Regions from separate parts of the Homo sapiens genome. Here region 2 is linked to region 1. A link is an interaction called in ENCODE POLR2A ChIA-PET data of the cell type or tissue named here. Cell type or tissue: Panc1. All regions are shown on one strand.

Region 1 (5,000 bases):
GGGTAGGAAGAATCAATATCGTGAAAATGGCCATACTGCCCAAGGTAATTTAAAGATTCAGTGCCATCCCCATCAAGCTACCAATGACTTTCTTCACAGAATTGGAAAAAAAACTACTTTAAAGCTCATATGGAACCATAAAAGAGCCCGCATCACCAAGTCAATCCTAAGCCAAAAGAACAAAGCTGGAGGCATCACACTACTTGACTTCAAACTATACTACAAGGCTACAGTAATGAAAACAGCATGGTACTGGTACCAAAACAGACATATAGATCAATGGAACAGAACAGAGCCCTCAGAAATAATGCTGCATATCTACAACTATCTGATCTTTGTCAAACCTGAGAAAAACAAGCAATGGGGAGAGGATTCCCTATTTAATAAATGGTGCTGGGAAAACTGGCTAGCCATATGTAGAAAGCTGAAACTGGATCCCTTCCTTACACCTTATACAAAAATCAATTCAAGATGGATTAAAGACTTAAATGTTAGACCTAAAACCATAAAAACCCTAGGAGAAAACCTAGGCTTTACCATTCAGGACATAGGCATGGGCAAGGACTTCATGTCTAAAACACCAAAAGCCATGGCAACCAAAGCCAAAATTGACAAATAGGATCTAATTAAACTAAAGAGCTTCTGCACAGCAAAAGAAACTACCATCAGAGTGAACAGGCAACCTACAAAATGGGAGAAAATTTTCACAACCTACTCATCTGACAAAGGGCTAATATCCAGAATCTACAATGAACTCAAACAAATTTACAAGAAAAAAACAAACAACCCCATCAAAAAGTGGGTGGACATGAACAGACACTTCTCAAAAGATGACATTTATGCAGCCAAAAAACACATGAAAAAATGCTCACCATCACTGGCCATCAGAGAAATGCAAATCAAAACCACAATGAGATACCATCTCACACCAGTTAGAATGGTGATCATTAAAAAGTCAGGAAACAACAGGTGCTGGAGAGGATGTGGATAAATAGGAACACTTTCACACTGTTGGTGGGACTGTAAACTAGTTCAACCATTGTGGAAGTCAGTGTGGCGATTCCTCAGGGATCTAGAACTAGAAATACCATTTGACCCAGCCATGCCATTACTGGGTATATACCCAAAGGACTATAAATCATGCTGCTATAAAGACACATGCACACGTATGTTTATTGTGGCATTATTCACAATAGCAAAGACTTGGAACCAACCCAAATGTCCATCAATGATAGACTGGATTAAGAAAATGTGGCACATATACACCATGCAATACTATGCGGCCATAAAACATGATGAGTTCATGTCCTTTGTAGGGACATGGATGAAATTGGAAATCATCATTCTCAGTAAACTATCGCAAGAACAAAAAACCAAACACCGCATATTCTCACTCATAGGTGGGAATTGAACAATGAGAACACATGGACACAGGAAGGGGAATATCACACTCTGGGGACTATTGTGGGGTGGGGGTAGGGGGGAGGGATAGCAATGGGAGATATAGCTAATGCTAGATGACGAGTTAGTGGGTGCAGCACACCAGCATGGCACATGTATACATATGTAACTAACCTGCACATTGTGCACATGTACCCTAAAACTTAAAGTATAATATAAAAAAAAGGAAAAACTAGAGTATAAATGAAGTGTCAAAGATGTTAAGAAACAGGATCTTTTAAAAAATTGTTTTTAATTATTATGGGTACATAATAAGTGTATATATCTATGGGATACATGTGAAATTTTGATACATACAATATATAATAATCTTATTGGGGCAATTGGGGTGTCCATCACCTCAGGCATTTATCATGTCTTGTATTAGAAACAGTCCAATTCTCCTCTTTTAGCTATTTGAAAATATACAATAAATTATTGTTGAGTATAAAAAAAAAGTCCACACCTAGTCATATTATGTTCAAATCACAGAAAACTAAAGACAACCAGAAAACATGAAAGAAGCTACAGAAGAGAAGAAATTTACCTAAGGAGGGACAAGGATAAGAATTACATCAGAAATCTCATTGGCAACCATGCAAGAAAGAAGAAGGTAGCGTGAAATATTTAAAGTGTTTAAAGGATAAAACTAGAATTCTGGATACAGTGAAACTATCCTTCAAAAGCAAAGAAGAAATGCTTTCTCAGACAAAGGCTGAATCTGTCACCAGTAGACCTGCCTTGAAATAAATGTTGAAAGAAATTTTTCGGTCAGAAATGAAATGACATAGGTCAAAAACTGAAATCTACGTAAAGAAAAGAAGAGCTTTCAAGAAGGAATAAATGAGCATAAAATAAACTCTTTAATATTCCTTAACCTTAAAAAAAAAAAAAAGAAAATTCCTTCCTTTAAGAGTGGCCCCCTCTCTTTTCTGTCTTGTAGGGTTTCTGCAGAGAGATCCACTGTTAGTCTGATGTGCTTCCCTTTGTGAGTAACCTGAGCTTTCTCTCTGGCTGTCCTTAACATTTTTTCCTCCATTTCGACCTTGGTGAATCTGATGATTATGTGTCTTGGGGTTGCTCTTCTCGAGGAGTATCTTTGTGGTGTTCTCTGTATTTCCTGAATTTGAATGTTGGCCTGTCTTGCTGGGTTGGGGATATTCTACTGGATAATATCCTGAAGGGTGTTTTCCAACTTGGTTCCATTCTCCCATCACTTTGAGGTACACCAATCAAACGTAAGTTTGTTTTTTTCACATAGTCCCATATTTCTTGGAGGCTTTGTTCTTTCCCTTTCATTCTTTTTTCTCTAATCTTGTCTTCACCCTTTCTTTCATTAAATTGATCTTCAATCTCTGATATCCTTTCTTCTGCTTGATCAATTTGGCTATTGATACTTGTGTATGCTTCAGGAAGTTCTTGTGCTGGGTTTTTCAGCTCCATCAGGTCGTTTATATTCTTCTCTAAACTGATTATTCTAGTTAGCAATTCCTCTCACCTTTTTTCAGTGTTCTTAGCTTCTCTGCATTGGGTTAGAACATGCTTCTTTAGCTCGGAGCCATTTGTTGTTACCCACATTTTGAAGTCTACTTCTGTCAATTTGTCAAATTCATTCTCCATCCAGTTTTGTTCCCTTGCTGGTGAGGAGTTGTGATCCTTTGGAGAAGAGGCATTCTGATTTTTGTAATTTTAAGACTTTTTGCACTGGTTCCTCCCCATCTTCATGGATTTATCTACCTTTGGTCTTTGATGTTGGTGACCCTTGGATGGGGTTTCTGACTGGACATCCTTTTTGTTGACGTTGATGCTACTCCTTTCTGTTTGTTAGTTTTCCTTCTAACAGTCAGGCCTCTCTGCTGCAGGTCTGCTGGAGTTTGCTGGATGTCCACTCCAGACCCTCTTTGCCTGGGTATCACCAGCAGAGGCTGTAGAACAGCAAAGATTGCTGCCTGTTCTTTCCTCTGGAAGGTTTTTCCCAGAGGGGCACCCACCAGATGCCAGCTGGATCTCTCCTGTATGAGGTGTCTGTCGACCCCTGCTGGGAAGTATCTCCCAGTCAGGAGGCACGGGGGTGAGGGACCCATTTGAGGAAGCATTGTGTCCCTTAGCAGAGCTCAAGCACTGCGCTGGGAGATCCACTGCTCTCTTCAGAGCCAGCAGGCAGGAATGTTTGTCTGCTGAAGCAGCGCCTACAGGCACCCCTTCCCCCAGGTGCTCTGTCCCAGGGAGATGGGAATTTTATCTATAAGCCCCTGACTGGGGCTGCTGCCTTTCTTTCAGAAGTGCCCTGCCCAGAGAGGAGGAATCTAGGAAGGCAGTCTGGCTACAGTGGCTTTGTGGAGCTGAGCCCAGTTTGAACTTCCTGGTGGCTTTGTTTACACTGTGAGGAGAAAACCGCCTACTGAAGCCTCAGTAATAGCAGACACCCCTCCCCTCACCAAGCTCAAGTGTCCCAGGTCCACTTCAGACTGCTGTGCTGGCAACAAGAAATTTAAACTAGTGGATCTTAGCTTGCTGGGCTCCACAGGGGTGGGATCCGCTGAGCTAGACCACTTGGCTCCTTGGTTTCAGCCCCCTTTCCACAGTTGTGAATGGTTCTGTCTCACTGGCCTTCCAGGTGCCACTGTGGTATGAAAAAAAAAAAAATCCTGCAGCTAGCTCGGTGTCTGCCCAAACAGCCACCCAGTTGTGTGCTTAAAACCCAGGATCCTGGTGGTGTAGGAACCCAAGGGAATCTCCTGGTCTGCAGGTTGCAAAGACTGTGGGAAATGTGTAGTATCTGGGCCGGAATGCACCATTCCTCACAGCACAGTCCCTCATGGCTTCCCTTGGCTAGAGGAGGGAGTTCCCCAACCCCTTGAACTTCCCAGGTGAGTTGATGCCCAACCCTGCTTCAGCTCACACGCCGTGGTCTGTACCCACTGTCTAACCAGTCCCAATGAGATGAGCTGGGTATCTCCGTTAGAAATGCAGAAATCACCTGCCTTCTGCATTGGTCTCGCTGGGAGCTGCAGACCGGAGCTGTTCCTATTCGGCCATCTTGCCAGCCAGCCACTGTAATTCACTTATTTTCAAATGTTACCATTAGAACTGTATACCATATTACAAGTTTCAAACACTATCCTGCCAGGGCACAAAAGAGTTCCTAGTTGCCTTAAAGAATTAGCTATTGTTTCATCTGTGTGTGGCTTCGTCTCAGAGGGTGATTGAAACATGACAAGAAGTGATTTTTTTTTCTCAAGAGAAATGGAGGCTTTGGACATTAGTGTCATAGCAATGTCATGTAGAACATACATAGAGAATTCTATGAAGAAATCAGCCAAGCCGTGACTATCGACCAAAATTTTCAACTTTCAACAATGAGATGAATATACTATCTATATATCTAATAATCCAAAGCTTCATTTATGAACATATTGCTTCTCAAAATAAAAATTTGGAGCAGTTTGTGATTTAATGATGGAAATTTTTTATAAGAACTATAATGGCAGTTAAATTATAAAACTGAAGTTACTAATATGAATCAGTGAGCCTTTCATGAGCTTTTATTTTAACCAGCT
Region 2 (5,000 bases), 250 kb after region 1:
TAGTGGAAAATGTCCAAACTCCTTTGCATATTCACTTATTCTCAGCATGCTTTTACCACCTTGCGTTCTTCTCCTTCACGGCACAAACCTCTATGCCAGCTGGATTTTCCATCCATAATCCCCCAAATACATCACATGCATTGTTGCATTGGCCACCCTTGTTAGTGCTTTTTCCATGTGGTGTTCTTACTTTCCTCCTTCACTCCATGCCCACTTCCTCAAAACACACACACACACACACACACACACACACACACACAGCTTCTTGGAGCCTCAAAGTTGGTTGCTAGTATTTTAAGTGCCCGGAATTTGAAATGAAAAAAAATAAAAGTAAACTGGTTTTAAATGTAGGCGTTGCCACGTATTGGTTCTACTGTGGCCTCAGACTTGTTATGAAATATTTCCAAGCCTTAGCTTCCACATGAGTACAATGGGAATAATGCCTACCATCCTATTGCCCATCCTTAATTAATCTTAGTTCCGTTTCTGTGCCACGTTTCCTCCCCAGGGAAGCCCTTTATACCCTTACTACTCATGGATTTATCTCTTCTCTGAGCCCATAGAACTGAGTTCTGTTGTCACTGCTTTAGTAAAGTCACCATTTGCTTGTTTAAGGTCCCTCTTCTATTTTCACTTATTGTGTTTCGGAGCCACACATTGTATCCTATACTAGACTTTGAAAATACTTTAGTTGCAGTGCATTATTTTTGTGTAGTCAGAGTACCCAGGGCAGTTTCTCACACATTCTCTCGTTTTGTCTCATAACATCCCAGGAGCTGGATATAATCTGTGATTTATGAGGAGAGAAAGTGAGAGACAGAGGTGTAAGTGAGTTGCCTAAGGTCACTCAGAGAGTGAGTGGCAGAAGCAGCACTTGAATCAAGTCTTAGGATTCTAAGCCCGGGGCTGTCTGCTCCCTCCTAGACCTGTAACTTTAGAAGCAGGAATTTATTTCATATTGCTTATATTTCAGTATTTATTTTTAACCCTTACAGGGCCCGGTCTTGTGACTGACTGTAATTGAGAAGGTACTCTACAAATATTTTTGAAAGAATAAATAAAATGAATACTACAGACCATGTTAATAATGTCAAATAACTCTGGGAGTTTGAGGGATAATTCTGTCAATACGAGTTGAGGGTGTGCTTGGCCTCTCCATCATTTACCCTGCTTTTATGAGGGTTAGCAGCACAATGTCTTCATTCTAAAACACAGAATCATGAGGTTAAAGAAAGCATGCAATGCCATCAGCTGAGAAGAACCAGAATTCACAGTGCAGGTTCTCTAAAGTGGTTTTGTGTTGCTCTCAGCGCCGTGAACTCCCACCATTATATTCATAGCTTTTTAGCCTTTGGCTAAGATCAAGTAGAGTGTTTGTTCTCCTGGCTTTTAATAAGTAATGTGTTCTCCATCCAAGGACAACATATTTAGGCTGTACATGCATTACGAAGTATTAAGCTCCTGTAACAGTAAATTTCTCAACAGGAGATTTATGTGAATTCTCTTGGATGTTATTCTGTTGACATTAGGAACAATTAGGAATATAAAATGCCATGGCAGATTTTTCTGTGATGCTGGACGTACTGTCAGGACTCTGAGTCTGTGTACTCGGAAGTCTTCCTCAGACAGGGACAAGGCGCATTCTCTTTCTTAGGAAGAGAATTAACAGTGCACTCCCACCTCCCTGTGCTCACCACATGGGCACACATCCCAGGGCGAGGGTGGAGTGAGCTCAGAAGAACCCACGCTGAGCACAATGAAAGCAAAATTATTATCAGAGAAAGAAACAGATTGCAGCAACCTGGGTTTAACAGGACACATAGTAGTAGACAGGAAGTTTTTCGTGATCTATAACACATTTTCATATTAGGGTCATGTTAATTTCACAATGAATTGCATATTAGGCTCAATTAGAGAAACAATAAAGAAGGAAGACGGGATGACAGAAAGCATTGAAGAGGAGGAAGCAGAATGGAGGCAGAGGGTGGAATCAAAAATAAGGACAAAGAGAGGAAGGGGAAAGAGAAAGAAAATGAGAAGTAACGTCAGCAGCTCCGTAGGTTCTGAGGTGAGTTAGCTGGTCGTAGGTCAACAGCTTTAGTCACACATCCTGTTATTCACTTTGGGCATCAGAGCACATTTTCACTACCCTTTGAAATTTCCATACAGTCTACAGCGATTTTGTAGCAATCTTTCTTTACCGGGAAATTGCTTATCTGCTTTTCTTTTCAATCTTTGAGGTCAACTTATTAAAGGCTTTAGTTTCACATGAAGCCCGAAATATTTTGAAGGTAAGAAAAAAATGTGCCTTTGGTCTTAAATATTTCCACTTAAATCTTGATTCTGGGCTACTTTAATAATTCCAAAATAAGAGTGAGTGGCTTCTTTTTTCAATAACTGAAATACAACATTTAAAAACACTCATGTAATTATTTTGCTGTGTTCAGTTGTTTGAAAGTAGACAAGGTTTGATTTGACAGAGCTGTGTTTTAACCTGGGCTCTACATGTCACTAAACTACTGTCCCCTGTAAGCTCCTGTTTCCTCGTCTACAGATAGAGGTACTCCAGTAGCTCTCCAGGCTCTGTGTGTCTCTGTCACAGGTTTGGCATAAAGTAGACAGGAATGGTGTCAGTTCCTCCCTCCCCAAACTCTCTCCAATGACACTCCCACCAAGTGCAGAAACGTACAGAAAGAACTCTTCCTGCTTTTCAACTTCCATTGATCACACTGAAAGAAATATCACATTAGCTTATAAGGCTCAAAATTATCTTCAGTGCTATAGCTCTGTGTACTCTAAAATCAGAGCAACATAACTTTGGTTCTGGATGAAATCGAATCAGGACCTGACTCTACTCCTAGAAGAACGCTGACCCCAAACTCCTGTTTTGCAGAACCCTGAAGGAGCAAGTAAAGATGCCAGCCATTAAATATGAAGACCTTCAGAGACCTAGAACTAATGGAACTAAATCAAGGATTTCTATTTTATCTTAGATTAAAATGCCATTTATATGCATTCAGGGCATAGTTTTCACTCCCATGAGGAATAGATTCATACCTGTATAAAGCTGGGAATATAATGACTAATTAAATATACTGTATGACTTCAATATAGCCAAGAAAATTACAATCATTCCAAGTAATACTGTTTTTCCCCAGACACAAATCTGAGGATCTTGAATCTTAGCACTGGAAGGAATGTAGACATCACGCAGGCTCATCACTTCTCTGGCACAGAACTTGACTTGCCTTGAGCACATGTCTGGTAGCTTCTTCCTGGGAACATAGATGACATAACGCATATTGCCTTTCCAGGCAGCTTGATCTGTCATGAGACAGCTCTGGCCTTTTAGAAACCAGCCTTTATACTGAGCTGTGAGCCTGCTTCTCTGTATTGCACATTTTTTGTTCTTAATTCTGAACAAAAAGTTTTTGTGAATTTTCTTCCTGGAAATGGTCTTCACCACTTGAAACAACTGTCATGCCCATCTGAGCATATTTCTTAGGTGAGGCTTCCCAGTTTGGGAGACGCTTCTCTCATAAAATATTTCTGAATTCATCAGTATCTCTGTTCCTATAAAACGCGTGGCTGTCTACTTCAGGCAAATCCTAACCAAGCTCAGGTAACAGTGAAGTGATTGTTTGCTGTGAAACAGTATTGTACTGTTGAAGTTAAAGAGGTCTATGATTACATTGTGTTTATTTTGGATTTTGCATTATTGAGTATTTTTTACTTTATTTTCTTTTTGTAAAGCCCATATCACTACCTATAACAAGCTTTTGATAAGTGAACTTTCTAATTTTTCCTATTCTATAGCTATGTAAGGGAATCTTTAAATTTTGCCAGGACTTTCTAGCCTAATGCAACAAGGGAGGTTACATTAACTATAATAATTTAAATTTCATTAGTTTTTTCCCACATTTGCTGAAGCAATTCTTCTACACAATCTATTTCATTATTTCTGGGAGTTCTAAATGTGTCCCACAGGAACACATCCCCCTTCTTGGAACCACTGCTCTTCCACCAGAACCAGCAGCTCTCTGGACTCCCCAAGGCTTATTAGGTCTCATTGTTACCCAGGGAGTCAAGCAGCTATCACAAGGCCATGCTTTGGCTTTGTAGCTGCTCCAATGGATGTTAAAATTTCTCACTTTGTTCCTGATACTGTACGGAATTATATGCAACATCTCTTTACTTAAAAGCTCTCTGCTTCTCCCAGGATCCAGAGATTCATCCCTGGAAAAGCATTCAAGTGCAGCTGCCATATTCCATTTAGAATGCCTCCTTCCTTCAGACAGCCAAGGTTTTGTTATTGGGCTCAGCTCTATGTGCCCAGCTCCTTCTTCAGTACAAGGAGCTCTCTCCAAAGAGGTCACTAAATCCCCTGCAAATAGTCTTTAACTAGACCTTTTCAAACCTTGTCTCTTTTTTTTCTTTGAAATGACACTGTACCATGAACATTTTTATGAAATCATTAAACATGTTAAACTTCATCAAAGCCATCATTTTAAAGTCTTCCATGATGTCTATCTTATAGAGATACACCATACTAGAATGCATTTTTTTCATTTTTCTATTGCTGAGAATGTTGGGTTTTATACATAGCTTGTTATTTTAAGTAAATGTTGTGCTTTACCTTGTTCCTATTATACTTTTAATTCAGCCTACTGTTAGCATCTGTGGATGATTTTCTATGCTTATATGTCACTCAATATATTAGCATCATTCCCAGCTTTTGGCTTTACATATGCATTTTTAAGATGTGTCTCTTACCTTTTAACCATCAAATCAGATTTTAGTTGCTTGATAGACCCAGCTTTTATATTTCAGTTTATGCCACCTCTAAGGTCGTTGTAGTGAGATGCCTATATAAAAGACATACAAATTCAAGGAGTGAATTAAAATCTCACTTGAAATTTTAAATGTCACTGAATATTAATTGTGGTCGCTAATTGGTATATTTTCTAGTAATCACTTCAAAAGCTCCTCATTAAAAATAA

Evidence for each region. Peaks named below come from ENCODE experiments on the same cell type or tissue, not always from the same donor. Only the 100,000 strongest peaks of a DNase experiment are listed, where the experiment ranks them.
Region 2: POLR2A ChIA-PET joins it to region 1 with 7 read pairs; 2 of 35 experiments call an interaction of 5 or more read pairs at or near these places.

What each region holds. Positions count from the first base shown.
Region 1 is chr5:60,040,993-60,045,992 of GRCh38, reverse strand. It overlaps a transcript of PDE4D not described here. Among named protein-coding and RNA genes, the nearest start is that of PDE4D, 150 kb to the right of the region's middle. In Panc1, no CTCF peak of the experiment used is centred here; no DNase peak of the experiment used is centred here.
Region 2 is chr5:59,787,663-59,792,662 of GRCh38, reverse strand. The region is part of intron 1 of PDE4D (phosphodiesterase 4D); the gene reads left to right. It overlaps LOC105378988 (a long non-coding RNA gene), which reads right to left. Exons shown (of 2, transcript XR_001742413.2): 1 at 4,774-5,000. Among named protein-coding and RNA genes, the nearest start is that of MIR582, 86 kb to the right of the region's middle. In Panc1, no CTCF peak of the experiment used is centred here; a DNase peak (open chromatin) is centred at 2,122; H3K4me3 peaks cover 693 bases.